2 separate regions of the Homo sapiens genome follow, and region 2 is linked to region 1. Evidence: chromatin contacts called from ENCODE Hi-C or POLR2A ChIA-PET data. All regions are on one chromosome and are shown on one strand. The core of a region is the stretch at or near the end of the contact, and the rest is flanking DNA. Distances in the headings are between cores, read along the strand shown. Region 1 overlaps LOC105372804 (a long non-coding RNA gene). Region 2 has its middle 58 kb from the start of IGSF5.

What was found. Hi-C counts contacts between places; a loop is a spot of excess contacts on that map. ChIA-PET counts read pairs that join two places held with the same protein, here RNA polymerase II (POLR2A).
Region 2: a map with no recorded cell type shows a loop between it and region 1 (18-fold over the local background). The contact joins two enhancer-like sites. A Hi-C loop is called at or near these places in 1 of 37 single-sample maps with no recorded cell type. POLR2A ChIA-PET finds 5 or more read pairs at or near these places in 1 of 52 experiments (WTC11).

What each region holds. Positions count from the first base shown.
Region 1 is chr21:39,367,210-39,374,472 of GRCh38, reverse strand. It overlaps LOC105372804 (a long non-coding RNA gene), which reads right to left. Exons shown (of 3, transcript XR_937717.2): 2 at 7,111-7,263; 3 at 3,579-3,892. It also overlaps the pseudogene RNF6P1. Among named protein-coding and RNA genes, the nearest start is that of GET1, 9.5 kb to the left of the region's middle. Within about 2 kb of position 4,377, at least 3 of the 41 ENCODE cell types and tissues checked have a DNase peak (open chromatin) inside an H3K27ac peak, as active enhancers do.
Region 2 is chr21:39,683,465-39,690,727 of GRCh38, reverse strand. No RefSeq gene overlaps it. Among named protein-coding and RNA genes, the nearest start is that of IGSF5, 58 kb to the left of the region's middle. Within about 2 kb of position 3,472, at least 3 of the 41 ENCODE cell types and tissues checked have a DNase peak (open chromatin) inside an H3K27ac peak, as active enhancers do.

The DNA.
Region 1 (7,263 bases), core at 3,128-5,627:
TCGGCTTCCCAAAGTGCTGGGATTATAGGTGTGAGCCACCGCACCTGGCCAACAATCTTTCTTCGTCGGACTTCAGAGAGCCAGGCTAACAAGCCCTTCATCGGTGGCTTTTATATCAATTTTAAACCAATCATGACTGAGTTTGGAGAGCTGAAGTCTCTTCAGGGAGACTACATCTCAGTCAGAGACTCAAAGGAACATCAGCACTGACCAGCAGTGTGATCAGAACTGAGGGAAGCAGGGTCAGTTACTGAGGGCAGCAAACGCAAGGCAGATTCAAGAGAGCACATCCAGAAGGCAGCACTGAAATGCAAGGTGAAAATGAGCTTGCCTCAACTCATTCTAAAACCTATGAAAACAGAGTCGACAAAGAGAGAAGGAATTTAGTGGGAACTGAAACTTTCCCTATTCTTAGCATTATCCACTTGGTTTTACTAGATGACAATAATGATGATCATATTGATGATTACACACAGGTTGAATTACAGAGCAGACTGACCATCTTTCCCCCAGGAACTAGGAAGCATCAGTATTCAGAGCGAATCAAGTAAAATCTGCAGTGTTTGTTTCAGTAGCTGACTGGCAGGAACTAAGCTCAGGCAATTCCTCACATGCACGCGTTTTACAGCCATCGTATTGCTCAGTAGCTGCGAGACACCTACAGTCATCCTGTATGTTGGCAGCCTGTTTGAGAATCCAGGATGGCTAACAAAGAATGAAGAATTGGTGTCTTTTGGAATACTGCATTTTAGTATAGCTGAATTTTTAAGCCTTTGTGTGTGTGTATAGCTAATCTGAAAGAAAAACAGAATGTAATATGAACTATTTTGCTATGCTTAACTAGTTTTTGATTGTTGTTGTTTGCTAGAGACAGGGTCTCGACTTGTCACTCAGGCTGTAGTGCAGTGGCATCACTATAGCTCACTGCAGCCTCGAACTCCTGGATTCATGCAATCCTCCCACCTCAGCCTCCCAAGTAGCTAGGACTACAGGTGTGCAGCACCACACCTGGCTAATTTTAATGAGGTTTTTAAAAAGTGTGTATAAAAGATAATATTTAAGGTGATGGATATCTCAATAAACCTGCTTTAATCTTTAACACTATATGAATGTATCAAATGATCAAATGGATCCCCAAAATATGTACATCTATTATGTACCAATACAAAAGATTCCAGGCCAGGTGGGGTGGCTCAGGCCTGCAGCCCAAACACTTTGAGAGGCCAAGGCAGGAGGACTGCTTGAGGCCAGAAGCTGGAGACCACTCTGGGCAACATAGAAAGACCCCCACCTTGGCCGGGCGCGGCGGCTCACGCCTGTAATCCCAGCACTTTGGGAGGCTGAAGCGGGCGGATCACAGGTCAGGAGATCGAGACCATCCTGGCTAACACAGTGAAACCCCGTCTCCACTAAAAAATACATAAAAGCCGGGCGTGGTGGCGGGCGCCTGTAGTCCCAGCTACCCGGGAGGCTGAGGCAGGAGAATGGAGTGAGCCCGGGAGGTGGAGCTTGCAGTGAGCCAAGATCGTGCCACTGCACTCCAGCCTGGGCGACAGAGCAAGACTCCATCTCAAAAAAAAAAAAAGAAAAAGAAAAAAAGAAAGACCCTCCATCTCTACAGTATAAAAGAATAAAATAAAAGGAGTCCAAGAAATAAATTAAATTATACATATAGAAGGGTTCTTGAAAGAACAAGAATTTAAATCTTTAAATAAAGTAAAATGTTATAAAATGGAAGTGTAGGCTGTGCACCGTGGCTCACGCCTATAATCCCAGCGTTTTGGGAGGCTGAGGTGGGCGATCACCTGAGGTCGGGAGTTTGAGACCAGCCTGGCCAGCACGGTGAAACCCCGTCTCTACTAAAAATACAAAAATTAGCCGGGCGTGGTGGTGGGCACCTGTTATCCCAGCTGCTTGGGAGGCTGAGACAGGAGAATTGCTTGAAACCGGAAGGCAGAAGTTGCAGTGAGCCGAGATCATGCCACTGCACTCCAGCTTGGTCAACAAGAGTGAAACTCTGTCTCAAAAATAAAAATAAAAATAAAAAAATAAAAAAAGAAGTTTAAGAACAAGCATTTATGCAACATTTTAAAATACAAATATTAAATTATCCTAAACGGCAGCACTATTTATATTGCTAGATGGTGTTGTGCGACATTGAATTATATGCTTTAAAATGGCTAATTGTATCTTCTATGAATTTCACCTCAGTTTGAAAAATATTGCTAAAACCAGATAACCTTTATTTATTTTTTATTTTTTGAGATGGAATCTCGCTCTGTTGCCCAGGCTGGAGTGCAGTGACACAATCTTGGCTCACTGCAACTTTCGCCTCCCAGGTTCAAGTAATTCTCCTGCCTCTCAGCCTTCCAAGTAGCTGGGATTACAGGCACGTACCACCATGCCCTGTTAATTTTTGTATTTTTAGTAGAGATGGGGTTTCACCATGTTGGCCAGGCTGGTCTCGAACTCCTGACCTCAAGTCATCCACCCACCTCGGCCTCCCAAAGTGTTGGGATTACAGGCATGAGCCACCACATCCGGCCCCAGATAACCTTTAATATGTTTTTATTTTAGTCCGTATTTTACACCAAGGCCTTCTGATTAGGTAAAGTTCAATAGGTTAAAAATTAATCTTATGGTTATTAGTGCAGCCAACTTTATTTAGACCATAAATTTTCACAGGCTTAGCACTATGCCCAGAAATTTATCTCTAAATAAACTTTCGTTTGCTTTTTAAATTTGTTTTTATTTTATGCCATGCCATCTTCGTTTTAAAAATAATTAAAATATTGAAAGTTTTTATTTTAAAATAGTTTCAAATTTGTAGAAAAGTTGTGGCCAGGCACAGTGGCTCAAGCCTGTAATTCCAGCACCTTGGGAGGTGAAGCCAGGAGAATCACTTGAGCCCAGGAGTTTGAGATCAGACTGAGCAGCATAGAGAGAGAGACCCTGTCTCTAAAAAATATTCTTTTTTCTTAATTAGCCAGGCATGGTGGTGCACACCTGTAGTCCCAGCTACTTGGGAAGCTGAGGTGGGAGGATTGCTTGAGCCCAGGAGCTCAAGGCTGCAATAAGTTGTGATTGCACCACTGCACTCCAGCCTGGGTGACAGAGCAAGACTCTGTCCCAAAATGGAAAGAAAGAAAGAAAAGTTGCAAAAAATAAAAATGGTGTCAAGAACATTCAATGTAGGCAGAGCTGGTGGTTCACACCTATAATCCAAGCACTTTGGGAAGCTAAGGTGAGAGGATCGCTTGAGGCCAGGAGTTCAAGACCAACCTAGGCAACATAGCAAGACCTTGTCTCAAAAAAAAAAAAAAAAATCCTTAATTTAGATTAACCTAGTTCATTTTACTTCATTTGCTCCTTCATGTTCTTTCTCTCCCTCTGTTAAGCAGAATACCATACACCAGTGTCAATCACTGAGAGAGAAACATCACACACTGATTACCAATCCCAAGGGAGGGCTCTAAACACCTCGTTAATTTCTGCTAAGATTCCTGCATTTGCTAGGAGATTTTGCACAAACCCAGCTGTCCGAGTATAAGTCCAGGGAGATAGAACACTTACACAAGTAAGGCAAAGCAACTTTATTACTCCCAGAAAGGCGGCAAAAGCCAACAGAAGCCTAGGATCCACGGTGAGCTGGTCCCCAAGCCTCAAGAAAGGTGCATAGGACAGAGGAAGTCTCATCTGCACGAGCTCCACTTCACACTGCAGCTGAGGGACTCAGAAAGCACACCACCCCCCAACTCTGGGTTTTATACTCTGGCCAGGACTTGACTTAACTGATCACAAGTGTTGCAGGACATCTGTTCTAGGAGGATCGTGGAGAGAGCCTGGGTTGTTCCTCTTTATCTCAGGATGTTGCAATCTTGGTACATTCTGCCTGGGAACCGCAAGCAAGAAGGGGAGAGCTGGGTTGACCAAGGTTCTTTGGGGACTTGTTCTCTGTTTCTCTCTCTCTCTCATTCTTTTCTCCTTCTCGCTCTCTCATTCTTTCTCTCTCTCTCTGTGTGTGTGTGTGTGTGTGTGTGTGTGTGTGTGTCACTAACAATGTACTCTTACATTTTTTTTGGAGACAAGGTCTTGCTCTGTCACCCAGGCTGGAGTGCAGTGGCGCAATCTTGGCTCACTACAACCTCTGTCTCCCAGGTTCAAGTGATTCTCCTGCCTCAGCCTCCGAGTAGCTGGGGTTACAGGCATGCGCCACCACTCCCAGCTAATTTTTGTATTTTTAGTAGAGACGGGGTTACACCATGTTGGCAAGGCTGGTCTCAAACTCCTGACCTCAGGTGATTCACCCACCTCAGCCTCCCAAAGTGCTGGGATTACAGGTGTGAGTCACTTCGCCCGGCCTCTTACATAATTTGTCAACTTCTGTAATGTTAACATTAATACAATACTTTAATCTGCTATTTGTGTTCCAATTTTGTCAACTGACTGCATAATTTCCTTTGTAGCATTTTTCTCCTTCAGTATAAGATCTAGGGTTGGCCAGGCGTGGTGGCTCATGTCTGTAATCCCAGCACTTTGGGAGGTCAAGGCGTGTGGATCACCTGAGGTCAGGAGTTCGAGACCAGCCTGGCCAACACGGTGAAACCCCGTCTCTATGACAAATACAAAAATGAGCTGGGCATGGTGGTGGACATCTGTAATCCCAGCTACATGGGAGGCTGAGGCAGGAGACTCGCTTGAACCCAGGAGGCGGAGGTTGCAGTGAGCTGATATCGAGCCATTGCACTCCAGCCTAGACAACGACAGCGAAACTCCATCTCAAAAACAAAAAAAAGATCCAGGGTCAGGTATTTTATTTAATTTACATGTCTCTTTGGCCTCCTTTAATCTGAAACATTTCCATATCTTTTCTTTGTTTTTTATTATATTGACATTTTTGAAGATACAGTTCTCCTGCCTATAAAAAAAAAAAAAAAGGAAAAAAAAAAAGGTTTATGAGCCAGAGCAGTGGATGTGCCTGTAGTCCCAGTACTTGGGAGGCTGCAGTGAGAGGATTACTAGAGCTGAGGAGTTGGTGACCAGCCTCGGCAACATAGTGAGACCCCATCCCTAAAAAAAAAGTATTTTGAGAAACTGTTTTGCAAAGTAGTATAACATAGTTATACCTTTTTTTTTGAGACGGAGTCTCACTCTGTCGCCAGGGTGGAGTGCAGTGGTGCGATCTCGGCTCACTGCAACCTCCACCTCCCAGGTTCAAGTGATTCTCCAGCCTCAGCCTCTCTAGTAGATGGGACTCGGAGAGATAATTTTTGTATTTTTGTAATTTTTGTATTTTTAGTAGAGATGGGGTTTCACCATGTTGGCCAGGACGGTCTTGATCTCTTGACCTCGTGATCCACCTGCCTCGGACTCAAAGTGCTGGGATTACAGGCAGGAGCCACCATGCCTGGCCAGTTATACTATTTTACATTCCTTCTAGCAGTGACTAACAGTGTACGAGAGTTCCAGTTCTGGCTGGGCACAGTGGCTTATGCCTGTAATCCCAACACTTTAGGAGGCTGAGTCGGGCAGATCACCTGAGGTCAGGAGTTCAAGACCAGCCTGGCCAACATGGTGAAACCCTGTCTCTACTAAAAATACAAAACTTAGCCGGCAGGTTAGTGGGCACCTGTAATCTCAGCTACTTGGGGAGACTGAGGTGAAAGAATTGCTTGAACCCGGGAGGCGGAGCTTGCAGTGAGCCGAGATTGCACCACTACACTCCAGCCTGGGTGACAGCAAGACTCTGTCTCAAAAAAAAAGAAATGTATTTCAAGAAACTGCTAACCTCTTTTGCAAAGTAGTATAGCATAGTTATACCTTTTTTTTTTTTTTTTTGAGATGGAGTCTCACTCTGTCGCCCAGGCTGTAGTGCAGTGGCGTGATCTCGGCTCACTGCAACCTCTGCCCCCTGGGTTCAAGCGATTCTCCTGCCTCAACTTCCCGAGTAGCTGGGACTACAGGCGCGCGCCACCATGCCCAGATAATTTTGTATTTTTAGTAGAGACAGGGTTTCACCATGTTGGCCAGGATGGTCTCGATCTCTTGACCTCGTGATCTACCCGCCTCGCCCTCAAAGTGCTGGGATTACAGGCGGGAGCCACAGCACCTGGCCAGTTATACCATTTTATATTCCCTCTAGCAGTGACTAACAGCGTACAAGAGTTCCAGTTCCGGCCGGGCGCAGTGGCTCACACCTGTAATCCCAGCACTTTGGGAGGCCAAGGCGGGTGGATCACCTGAGGTCAGGAGTTCAAGACCAGCCTGGCCAACATGGTGAAACCCTGTCTCTACTAAAAATACAAAAATTAGCCGGGCTGGTTGATGGGCACCTGTAATCTCAGCTACTTGGGGAGACTGAGGTGAGAGAATCACCTGAACCCAGGAGGCAGAGGTTGCAGTGAGCAGAGATCATGCCACTGTACTCCAGCCTGGGAGACAGAATGAGACTCCGTCTCAAAAACAAACAAACAAACCAACCAACCACAGGAGTTCCAGTTCCTCCACATCCTCACCAATACTTGGTAGTGTCAGTCTTTTCAATCTAGCCATTCTAATAAGGGGTAATGGTATCTCATTATAGTTTTCTGCTATATTTGCATTTCCCTAATGACTACTAATATTGAACACATTTTCATATGCTTGTCATTCTTATATCTTTGATGAAATATCTGTTCAGATCTTTGTTGCCCCTTTCTTTACTGAGTTGTTTATTATCTATTATAATGTTGAGTTTATTCTGTATACAAATCCTTTATCTGTAATATGTTTTGCAAACATTTTATCCCAGTCTGTGGCTTGTCTTTTCATTCTCTTAACACTGTCCTTTGAAGAGCGGAAGGTTGTTTTGTTGTGTTCCTGAGACAGGGTCTTGCTCTGTCACCCTAGTTACAGTGCAGTAGCTCAATCACGACTCACTGCAACCTCTGCCTCCCAGCCTCAAGCGATCCTTCCACCTCTGTCTCCCAGGTAGCTGGGACTAGAGATACATGACACTATGACCAGCTAATTTTTAAATTTTTTGTAGAGACAAGGTCTCATTATGTTTCCCAGGCTAGTCAGAGGCAGAAGATTTTAAGCTACGGTAAAAGAAAGTGGATCAGTGGTTACCTGGGGCTTCGGGAGTTATGGCCAGGATTGGCTGCAGATGGACAGGCGGGATCTTTTCCAGGTGATTTAAGTGTTCCAAAACTGGATTGTGGTGATGGTTGCACAGCCCTGTAGATTTACTAAGAATCCCCCAAGGCAGGTGCATCGCTTGAG
Region 2 (7,263 bases), core at 2,223-4,722, 320 kb before region 1:
ACATACGAAGACAAGAGTGTCTATGATCCGTCAGAGATAAACAATGACCTCTTTCACTTCCATCTCTAGAGGTCAGTATCCTCCCTAGAGCAGTGCTTCTCAGGCCTGGCCGCATTAGAATCACCTGGAGAGCTTTTAAAACTCCTGATGCTCAGGATGTAACCAGACCAATTAAATCAAAATCTCTCAGGAAAGACCCAAGCATCGGTATTTTTCAAGGTCCTTGGGTCATTACAGTGTTCAGCCTGAGTTGAGAACCACTCTCTAGATTAAGAACCACTCTGTCTCTAGATCATGGGAATTTACCTTTTGTCAACATTTTAAATTATTTTATGTATGTATCCACTGAAGGCCCCTCCTTGGCCATTTTCCCCTACAATTATCGGGAAAAGCAGGAAGGATTAGCAAAGATTATCTATATAATTTAAAATGCTCTTGGGCCAACCATGGCAGGGAGTAGGATAGACAGATAGATAGATGATAGATAGATAGATAGATAGATAGATAGATAGATAGATAGATAGATAATAGATAGATATATAGATGATAGATTAGATAGATAGATACATAGATAGATGATATATTAGGTAGACGGATAGATGATAGATAGATAGATAGATAGATAGATAGATAGATAAGGTAAATGGATAGATAGATAGATAGATAGATAGATAGATAGATAGATAGATAGATGGATAGGCAGATAGATGACAGATAGAGATGGAAGATAGATAGATAGATAGATAGATAGATAGATAGATAGATAGATAAGGTAGATAGATGATAGATAAGATAGATAGATAGATGTTTCTAAATGTTCTAATGCCTAAGGACAAGCCTGAGAGCTTTTTATAATAAGAAACATATCACATTAAAAACATAGTGTGTGTGTATATATATATATATATATATATATATATATATATACAGTGAAATACTGTGTGGCCATAAAAGAGAATGAAACTGTCATTTGCAGTAACATGGAGGGAACCAAAAGTCATCATGTTAAGTGAAATAAGCCAGGCACAGAAAGACAAATATTAGCTGTTCTCAATCATATGTGGGAGATAAGAAAGTTGATCTCATGGAGGTAGACAGTGGAATGATAGACACCAGAGGCTAGGAAAGGTTGTATGGGTGGGAGGGGGATGAAGAGAGGTTGGTTAGCAGATAAAAACATACAGTTACATAGAAGGAATAAGTTCTAATGTTCAACAGGAGAGTAGGAAGGCTATAATTAGCAACAGTGTACTGTATATTTCAAAGTAGCTGGAAGAGAGGCCTTGAAATGTTTCCAACGCATAGAAATGATAAATGCTTAAGGTGACAGATATGCCAAATACCCTGACTTGATCATTACACAGTCTGTGCATGCAGCACAATATCACAGGTACCCCATAAACATGTAAAATATTATGTAACAGCAAGAAGAGCATTTCACAGAAGATACAGGTTGAACCATGTCCCTCTCATATGCTCATTTAACTCTGAATTTTGTGTAACATGATGTAACTGTTGCAGGTAAGCCCTTAGCCAAATGTCAGCTTTCTTGTTTTGCATTGCCCATGGAGATGCCTACCTTTCTGCAGAGTTGCTATTTAGTCAAATGGGAAAGTCCAAGAAAGCCCACTTAAAGCAACCTGGTTTCTGTGGAAATGGTTTGGGGTGGCATTGTTAGGAAGAGTAATGGTAATGGTAATGGTAATGGTAATGATAATGGTAATGGCAGTAAGAATTTCAGGATACAGGACAACTGTTGGAGACCAATCTACTTCCATCTTTGATGCCCAAAATTTGGTTTACATGTGCTCCTTTTCCCTAAAATGTCCAAATCTTCACAAATTTTCTAAAAGCTCTGAGATAACAAGGTTATGAATTTCCATTATAACATGCAATTATGATCATGTTTGGGCTTGCACCATTTCTGGTCTATAGAAAACCCTTTCAATGCTAAAATTCTTGCATGGCAATAAATGCATTGCTCATAGGACTAAATATTAAATACAATGCAGCACATGGTAAACTGGGGGCAGTATATTCTCCATATTGCTCATGATTTCTGTTTACTAATGTCTATTTAAGTTTCGTAAAGCAGTGTCTACAAATGGTTTCTAAAAGTTGAATAGTACAAAAAGTTATATAGTGAAGTAAGTCTCGCTCCATCCCTAAGCTGTTTTCCTCCTCAAGGGCAACCACTCCCAGTGTGTGCTTCCAGAGATGGACTGGGAAGGAAATTATTTTCTACTCCATTTCCAAATCCAAACTGTCAAGCTATTCACAGCAATATCAGCAAACATTTTCACATTAGCAAGATATCAAAAGTTTCACCTGTCATGCACCTTTTCTCTGGAAACTCCAAAAGGGTGTGCTCCATTCACAAAAGAGTATAAACCAAAAGAAGGTAGACATGGACTCCAGGAAATGAGATCTGGGATGGCAGCTGGGGAGCAACCCAGCCAGATCCAACTGTGGGAGGAAGAGCAAGTGCCATGAGCACAGGCTCCAATCAGAAAATGATCCATGACCTTCAGCCATGTGGAAACTAGAACTGACGGTGCTTGAATGAAGGGGGAAGCATTACTGATACACAAGCTAAGCAAATAAAAAATAAAGAGGAACTTTCACAGAAAAAAAAATATATGTAATCAAAGCACACTACTTGTCCTAGCAGTCAGCAATATTTACATGGTTATAAATAATAAATAGTAAATTCAGATTTAGCCAAAAATTGTGATATAATGAGAAGATGGGGGAGGCGCAGTGGTGGTGAGGGGGAAAAGGTGGCTGAATCCTCATCTGCAGTAGTGGAAAGTCAATAGAAAACATCTGAAACAATAGAACATGACACAGCAGGATAAGTGTATTATTTACAAATATAGACATAAATGCCGGGGGAAACCGCAGAAAGGAATCAGACCTGGGAGAGAAGGGCTGGGGCAGAGAGCTGCTGCTGTCAGTACTCATAAGCCTGATAGCACTAGTAACATTTTACACTATGTAAATGTATGATTTTGATAAAAAAATAAATAAAATTCTGCCTATGGGAAAATTCATGTAAAGTTAAAAGTGGAAATGATACTGATTGTGTTCTGGAGTGTTTCCGCATTCCAATTTCAGAGCCCCAATTTCTAAGGATTCTTAGAAACATCTCTTAATGATACACTTAGAAGGTGTGGAGAGTAAGTAATTTTATTAATCAGGATAGGATGTGTTATGATGAAACCACAGAATAAACCCTGAAATGTCAGTGTCTTCACACAGGAAAGGCTAATTTCTGATTCCTAAGGCCGATGGAGGCCGTGGGCTACACTGTCAACTGGAATACACAGCCTCCAAGGTCAGCTCAGCGGGGAAAAGGTTGGACAGGGCACAGTGGCTTTTAATTGCCTTCTATCTTAAGTCAACGGCCAGTAGGAGTTGGTCCCAAACTAATTGCAAGGGCAGCTGGGGAATCTACAGGAGTTCATGAGTTACGAACTGAGCTTAACACACTCTGCGTGGAGAACAATTTGCCAAAGCGTTATGTGTAAATGAACAAACAAGGAAAAGAGTGTGGAGTGCTAAGTAAAGCCAGGAAGGGACATGAAGGCGAATCCTACGCACCCTCCCAGGAAATGGGGGTTTAATCGCTCTGCCCACCACCTCTCAGAGTAATCCTGAGGCACAAAAAGAAAAAATGCTTTGTAAATCATTAACAGTACACAAACATAAGATGTTAGATTATCTATTTTAATTTCAGTTTATTGCATTGTTGCTGGGAGAAAACTTCCTTACCATTCAACTTGTTTTCAAAGGTCTTAATCTAAGGTTTGTAAACTGAACGGCTGACTGAGCAGAGGTTCCCTAGAGTGACACAGTCCAAGGGCTGTAGGTCACCTGCCCCACCTTGTGCCCTTTGTGTCTGGCTGGGGTGGAAAGCCATGCTGCCATCCACAGTCAGAACGGGCCTACATCTCACCAATCTCACTGCAACAAGCACAATTTGCTCGCCTAAAGAGGCATAACTGCCCATGACAGCGCAAATCTCTAACACGCACTCTTATCTTTCTCATCCAGTTATATTATTATTTTGTCCTGTCTTTATAATTCTCACAAGCTACAAATATTGCTTAGTCTCTATTTATTTTCATCTTTGCCAAGCAATTTTTTTCTTTAATGGCAATAAGAATCCTTAATAAGAAAATAAGATATATTGATGTCAGACTGTAGAACAAAGAAATATTAACTTGAATACACACCCCTGCCCGCTACGAGAGTCTCAGATTTTGTAGCGGAAACACACGCTGTTTCATAATTGGTTAACTCTTAATTATGGTGTTAACATCTCTGATACTGGCGTTAAATAGTACCTCAGTGGTTCACTAAGACCTAAGCCACTTCCAACCTGGGGCTCTACCATGTCAACAAGTGACCTCAGAAATCACCACTAAGGGCGGAAAAAAAAAAGTAAGGAGAATTCACACTTGCTCTTCCATGTTTCAATCCAGAAGCCACGCCTGACTCTCTCCTTGCAACCTATTGGTTAGAACCAGTCACATGGCCTCAGCTTAATTGCAGGCATCGCTGGGAAACGCCATCTTCTATTGTACACGGAAAAGGAAACTTATGGGATTTAGTGATGCTATTTCTATTAATTGGGAAATAAAAAAGCTGCACTGGGAGTTCACAGTCAGAGTTCATAGGTTGATGTGAGAGCTGAGCAGGAAGGGCTGCTGGGGAGAATTCCCAATGTCAGTGACCATTAAACGGATACCTTAAATTTTATACCTGGTGTATCTAGTGTTTATGGAAAATTTAATATGGAGTTACACCCATCTTTTTCTTAATAAACAGAGTATTCGGAACACATCCCAGCGTTTCTCTGGTGGTTACCAAGGCAATTTGGTGCAGTGGAATCAAAAGAGCTGGGTCCCGCTCCTCATCTTGCCAGTTAACGGAGAAAAGTTAAAACAAATCCTTACTTCCAGAGTCTCAATTAACTTCTTCACCTACAAAAGGAAAAAAGTACACATATCCTGCCCAACAGAAGGGTTGTTGTGAAGCTGAATGAGAATGAGTACAAATGTTTTATAATGGTAAAGTGCTATTTTTAATTGACTTTTTCCTACCAATTAGCTTCTTTTTATATAATTCACCACCACGTTACAGTTTTGCTTTGAAAACAAGATAATAAATTAGGCAAACTAAATTTTATCTGTAGCATCATCCTATAATGGTTCCTCTTTCTATTCAATGCTTTAGATGCAATCTACATAGTGATGAGATTACAACATCTGCATTTTCCTCTTGGTGTCATAAATAGGGCAAAGTTAATATCCTTATTACCATGGACCATGTTCAACTTTTGCTCTAAACTTAATTGGTTGTGCAGACAATTAATAAACACAGTCTAAAGAAAAAAATGAAGGGTGTGCTTTTCCTCAGGTAACTTTTGTATATTGTTTTCTACATTCTATTGTGGAAAATGCCTAACATATAATGTAGCAGGCAGAATAATTCCATCCGCCACAGATATCTACACCCTAATTCCTAGACTTTGTGAATATGTTAGATTACATGGCAAAGGGAAATTAAGGTTGCTAATCATCTGACCTTGAGATGGGGAGATTATCCTGGACTAACCAGTGAGCCCAGTGTAACCACAGGAGGTTTTTAAAGCAGAGGATATTTCATGGCTGGTGAGAACCCAAAGAGATGGCAGCATAAGAAGGACTCAACCTGCCCTTGAGGCTTTGAAGGTGAAAGAAAGGGTCACAAGTTTAGGAATATGCAGCCTCTAAAAGCTGGAAAAGGCAGGGAAACATTCTCCCCAGAGCTTCCAGAAAGGAATGCAGCCCTGCCCACCGCTATCGCTAGACTATGTCCCCAAAAGGCATGTGTTGGAAACTTAATCCCCAGTGCAACAGTGTTAAGACGTAGGCCTTAAGCATTTAGGTAATGAGGGCTTCACCCTCATGAATGGATTAATGTTGATTATAAAAGGGCTTGAGTCTTTGAGTTTGATCTCTTGCTCTCTCTTACCCTTCCTTGCTCTTCTAACTTCTGCTATGGGATGACACAGCAAGAAGACCCTCACCAGATGCCAGCCCCTTGATCTCGGACTTTACCATCTCTAAAACTATTGGAAATAAGTTTCTGTTCATTATACATTACCCAGCCTCAGGTATTGTTACAGCAGCACAGAACAGACGAAGACACCTACTGACACCATGATTTTAGCACCATGAGACTCATGTTGGACTTCTGATCTACAGAACTGTAAGATAAATTTAACCTTGTTTTAAGTCACCAAGTTTGTGGTTATTTCTTACAACACCCACAGAAAACTAATACATATATAAAAGTGGAGAAAATAGTATGACAACCCTACATGTAACTATTAGCCAACTTCAATATTATCAACTTATCTGCTTCATTGACATACCCACCCACTTCCTTCCAATTATGTCAAATTATTTGGAAGCAAATACCAGATATTTTATTGTTCATAAATATTCCAGTATGCATCTGTAAAAGACAAGAACTCTTTTAAACACAGCCATAATACAACTATCACATCTAAAATTTAACAATAATTCTGTGATGTTATCAAATATCTAGAATGTGTTTAATTTCCCCACTTACAAATGTTTTATCAGAGTATTTGTGTTGTAATCAGAAAATAAGAAACAGCCATAAATTGCAATTGCCCACAATGTTGCTTTCTTTCTGTCTTAATCCATAAGCTCCTCCCCATCCCACCACTGCATTCTCTTTTCCTTACAATATATTTGTGGAAGAAACCCGGTTGTTTGTCCCATAGTTTCCCACCATCCGAGACTTTGCTGATTGCCTGTGTTGCTAGTCAAGAGATTCTTCTGTCCCCTGGATTTCCTGTAGATTGGTAGTTAGATATAAAAGTCTGACCTGATTTAGATTTGATTTTTTTTTGTTTTTGTTTTTGCAAGAATATTTCATAAGTGGTGATATGGTTTGGCTGTGTCCCCACCCAAATCTCTTCTTGAATTCCCATGTGCTGTGGGAAGGATCTGGTGGTAGGTCATTGAATCATGGGGGCAGGTCTTTCCCATGCTGTTCTCATGATAGTGAATAAGTCTCATGAGATTTGATGGTTTTATAAGGGGGAGTTTCCCTGCACAAGGCTTCTCTTTGCCTACTGCCATCCATGTAAGACATGATTTGCTCCTCCTTGCCTTCCACCATGATTGTGAGGCTTCCCCAGCGATGTGGAACTGTAAGCTCAATTAAACCTCTTTCTTTTAT